Linked DNA regions of Mus musculus: region 1 is linked to region 2. Evidence: chromatin loops called from intact Hi-C (ENCODE). Cell type or tissue: gastrocnemius. All regions are shown on one strand. Region 1 overlaps Pde4d (phosphodiesterase 4D, cAMP specific). Region 2 overlaps Pde4d (phosphodiesterase 4D, cAMP specific).

Region 1 (2,500 bases), 400 kb after region 2:
TCTACTTATTAGAACAGAGCCTACAGAATCCATCTGTTATTGAACATCTTGGGTAGGTTTACTTATCAGAACAGAGCCTGCAGAATCCATCTATTATTCAAATGTCCAAATCATAACCAGATTTAGGTACTAGCTAACATCTAAACTCTTTTATTAGTCTTAAGTTTTGAACTTTTTGAACTTCTATAAAAGCTCAGAGGCACCCCAGTCCACAGGAAAAAAAAATGTGCCAGCTTTAATTAGTTTGTACGTTTTACCTTAGAATGATTCTGCTCTGTGCTCAAATCTTTCAGTGTGTTCTCTTAGACATGAAGGAATCCTCTTTAGCTGTCCCTCATGTCCACTGCTCATCTCTTCCTGTTGAACATAGCAACAATTTAGCCAGAGTCCTTAGGGCTGATGAACAGAAATGAGTAAAAGCTGTGCAGGGGAGCTGGCTCGCCAGTCAGCTGCTTATTTTCCACTGCCCCACTGGTTTTGACTGCTTTCTAAAACCTAAAACTGGTAACAAGCGTTCAAACCCTAGAAACCAGCATCCTTGTCCCCTTTGGAGGCAGGAGATATGTCTGCTCTGAAAACAAGAACAATTGTGTTGTCTTTCTTGTTCCAAACTATGACAGTTAGTTTCGGGGGGTGGGGGTGGGGAGGGGGAATACAGTGGCTATTTTTACCACAACAGAGAATTAGTGCTCCGTTAGGAATAGGCCATCACCAATATAGTTTTAAGCTCCTGTATATCCCTTCCTGTTCCACCCCAATAGCAGTAATCTTGTGGCCAAGTTCATTGATTACATGGGGCAATGGGGAAAGTTCATTGTCTTTCGTTTGCTTTTTATTCCACTTTTATAAAACAAACAAATCAACAAACAAAACACAACTTGTGTGTCACCAGAATGAATTACAGCTAGCAACCTTCTACATAGATCCATTCTTACTAGACCGTGTCATTATGAAATCACCCAGAACTTTCTGACACAGAGAAGCAATCACTTCATGCATTTTAATAGAAGTATAACTTGGAAAGAGATTTGATTTTCAACAGAGGAAACGTTTTTTTATCCTGTAAATAATTTTCCACTAATTGTTTTGGTTTTGTTTTTTTCCTGAAGTGACTCCTAAGAGTCTTTGACCTCACAAAGACAAACCATAGCCTCCGCTCCCTGTATGTCACAGCCTGTGCTGTACTGCCACCCAGTGGCATCGGCTGTGCGTAGCCTGGCCAAAAAAAAAAAAATAATAATAATAATAAATCCAAAAACATTTTACTCATTCACTTTAACTGTTTAATGAAGCCAGCATAATTTTTTTTCCTGCCAACATCAGTGAATCCTATTGGCTAAGAAATGTTTGAAAGCACCCCGAAGAACATGAGAATTGTGTGTGTGGATATTCCCATGCTGTGGCCTAATCCATAAACAATATTTTCCTGGAGTGTTAGCACTGCTCATTGTCAAGATTTAGAATTTTTTCATCATTCCTTTGTTTGTTACTGTAAGCGATTACACACTTACTGGAGGTGGCTGAAGAGAAAGCAATGCCTTTAACTGTTAAGCCTAAGCCGTCTGGAAGAAAATGTAGAGATCCTTTAATAATAAGCTTTAAAGAGGCAAGAGAATTCTGGCTGTAGCTTCTAATGCTAGCCTGAGTCTATGCAGAGAGCTGCCCTGGAACACAAGAGAATCTAGGAACTTGACCCTTCACCCAGGGGCTCTGATAAACCCTTTTCCTCTTTTTCCTCTTCCTCTCTCAAGGCTTGCTTCCCTCCCGGGCGTGTCCTGAGGGACATTTCTATGAAGAATGTCTCTTAGTCACCCAGGCTCAGGGCAACATCATGTGTGACAGATTCATCTGAGAAATGTCTATTTACGCTTCTGCCAGGATCATATGTAGCTTACAGAGTGGAAGATATTTTTAACGTTTAAGTAGAGAACCATCTTTATCCTGCCACAAACCAAAACAGAGTTCTAGTACTCACATCTGTGTGTCTTCAGTGGCATTTACTACAACAGAGTACACAACTGCGTATGCAAAACTATAGGCTAAAAGTCAGCAGGCCAAAGGCCGGCAGCCAGAGCCTGGGGGAGGTTGCTTTTCTCAGTCTCATTTGGAAATGTGGCATACTATATATGCAGTAATATCTAAAGCAGAAATAATAATAGTAAACGAAAGTTAAGAAACAGAATAGTGTCAATGCTTCAAGTACTGCTTAACTGTCCCGCCCCCATCCATCCATCTGTCGGTCTCATTCCATTTGTCTGTCCGCCGAAATAGCAATCATTTGATTTTATCCAGATTATGGAATACAGTACAATTTACTTGACAACATTTTTGTTGTTGCTTAAATTCTTCAATAGCCAAAAGATAGGAATTATTTAAAATAAGTGTATAAAATGTGCATACTAAACCCCCCAAAATTCAGTTTAATATCTTACCAGTAAAACAAAGTTTAAAAACTGACCTACAGTTGAGGTATGGTCGTAAGCATCTTTAGTCCCAGCAA
Region 2 (2,500 bases):
ATTTCTCTCTGATTCTTACAAACTTATAAATGAGGCAAGAGAGATGGAATAGGCCAAGGGCATGAGACTGTTCTTCTATGTGTGATCAATGCTGGACAGTGTCGAGTTCTACCTATCTCTCTCGATATGGAAGCTAATTATGTTTGACAGTAATTTACTGAAGCGCATGTTTATTTGCCTAGTTTTATCTCAGAGGATAGAAGCAAATTTCTTGCTATATAAACATGTGATAAAGAAGGCAATGGCATGCTGTTTATGCAAGTCTCATGTCTTATGTGACACTTGGTAGGGAGAGAAAATATAGGGCATCTGAATTGAATTCTCAGCATCCCGCTTGCTTTCTTATTCATTTTTGTTAATAGAAATCAACATCCTAATGACATTGCCGCCGCCATTTTGTTCATCTGGGTCTTGGCTAACCCCTTAACTTGGGACGGGTAAGGATTTAGCATCTTTTAGTTTTAAAACCCCAAGTCCTCCATCTAACTTTCTAAACACCAACGACGTAAAGCATCTAGAGAGACGTTCCACTCCCAACCTCATGTGACAAAGCTGTAACCAAATCTTAGGCACATTAAAAATATTTTTAAAATTATATTCAGGATTTATGTATAAGATGTATACGAAACAAATGTTTTGTGTTTAGACTTAGGTATCACCTCAGATCTATCTCATTAAAAATACACCAGTATTTGGAAGTCTAAAACTCAATGCACATAACCACTTTGTATAAGTGATACGCAACCGTAAGTAGAGCTCTTGAATGTTATCTGATAACTTGCCCTCTGAGGCAAAAGCTACTTAACATGAGCAAAAATTAATTTTATTTGCTGATTTTAAATGCCACTTAGTTTGCTCGGAAGCTAAATTTTTCAACGTGCTCGTGAAAACTTTGCAAGAGTAAGTAAAGCATGCTAAACCTTGAGGAGAACCCCTGCAGGAACAACATCGTGAAACGAAATGCAAAGGCCGAAATAGGGCTGCTGAAGTTTGCTTTGGCCCCTGGTACTGTAATTGCAGCAGTGAACTCATTCTTTCTCCCATGTCCTGTCACTAGCCATGGAGTACACTGGCCAGTAGGGGATACTCTAGGCATTCTTATAGCTGAGTGGTGGATTGGAGTTTGAAGAAATAATAAAGACCATCTTTCTATATAGCTGTCGTCTGTGTGATTTTGGGGACCCCTGCTTAAAGCTCGGTCTTTGTGGTGACTTCCTCTGAGCAATCTTTCAAGCAACTTTTATGTCATTCATGTGACTGTGTGTATCCTTGCCAGTTACCTGTACTTCATTAAATGAAATACACAGAAGAAAACTAAAGGGGCCCTATAATCTAAATGAGCATCATTGTGGGTGGGAGTGGGGTGGTGTTCTCAAACCCTGAGGTTGAATTCCAGATATCCTCCAAAAAAAAAAATGTATAACTACAGAACTCTGCTCATCTTAGAAAAACAAAAGACAATTGTGTTGAGTTAATCTAAAGATGCTGCCAGGTAACTCTGATTTTAGAAGATGAAGTGGACTTTGGGAAGGAGAATTTGGAGAGAAAGGAAAAGTGAGAAAACAATTTTGTCATCCATCTTTGGGGAAAAAAAAGGCAAATAAATAGAGTTCAAATAATTTTCATGGAAACAATTTACAAAACATATACTTTGTATTGGAAGTATGAGTTAGTAGACACAAACTGCTTACGAGCACTGGACAGAAAATTTCCCTAGAATAAAGTCTTGACACCTCCAGAAGTTTGCCCTGTAGTGTTAAGGGGTGATTATTTCAATGTTCTAATCACATTCTTGCTTGTGTGTAGGCACTGTACTGCTGGTATAGGAAGCAATCAGAACCCAAGGATCCAAAGCAGGGACCAGAGCATTTAAAGCAGGAATTGGACCATCTCATGTGTGCTGTAGCTGTGAACTAGCCCTTTGGTGGGATCAATATGAATGTTAAAATCAATGGCTTGTTCATTGTGACTGATACCTCTAGGCATGTTGCGGAATTACTTGGGGTTACCTGACACGGGTCAGAAAAAAACAAAGCTAAGTACTAAAAAGTATGTTTGAATAGACTATCAGAGTGGGGCGGGGAGGGGGTTCCTAACCTATGAAGACTCTCAACCCTCTCTCAAGAGAATGCTGGAAGCTCTGCTTTGAGGGTTTGGGAGTTGGGAGAAGCTGTTCTCAGTTGTGGTTTTCGTTTTTGTCTTTTTTTTTTTCTTGTTCACTCTTCAGAAGAACCTGAAAAGTAATTTTTCACTTTCCTTTCCTGATATCCAGATGCCAAGCATCCAGCCACACAAGCCTCTCCTGTGCCTTTCATTCTGACCCTTGAGTGACACAGCATTTAATTTCTCTTCCGTTCACCTTGTCCTTCTAGTTCTTGGAAGGAAAGATGTAGACATGTCAGCCACGTATTCATCCACAGGGACCTGGTGGGTCTGTTTATCTACGAAGTGATTCAGTCTCAGTCACTTAGCCCATCAAGTATTTGTTAGAGCTCTGCAA

Evidence for each region. Hi-C counts contacts between places; a loop is a spot of excess contacts. Peaks named below come from ENCODE experiments on the same cell type or tissue, not always from the same donor. Only the 100,000 strongest peaks of a DNase experiment are listed, where the experiment ranks them.
Region 1: a loop joins it to region 2, with 4 times the contacts of the local background. A loop is called at or near these places in 5 of 42 quality-filtered maps.

The regions. Positions count from the first base shown.
Region 1 is chr13:109,758,207-109,760,706 of GRCm38, forward strand. All of the region lies in intron 5 of Pde4d (phosphodiesterase 4D, cAMP specific), which reads left to right. Among named protein-coding and RNA genes, the nearest start is that of Mir1904, 140 kb to the right of the region's middle. In gastrocnemius, a CTCF peak has its summit at 1,188 (motif pointing left); a DNase peak (open chromatin) is centred at 1,176; H3K4me3 peaks cover 1,676 bases; H3K27ac peaks cover 2,368 bases.
Region 2 is chr13:109,355,384-109,357,883 of GRCm38, forward strand. The region is part of intron 3 of Pde4d (phosphodiesterase 4D, cAMP specific); the gene reads left to right. Among named protein-coding and RNA genes, the nearest start is that of Mir582, 32 kb to the left of the region's middle. In gastrocnemius, a CTCF peak has its summit at 1,073 (motif pointing right); no DNase peak of the experiment used is centred here; H3K27ac peaks cover 1,550 bases.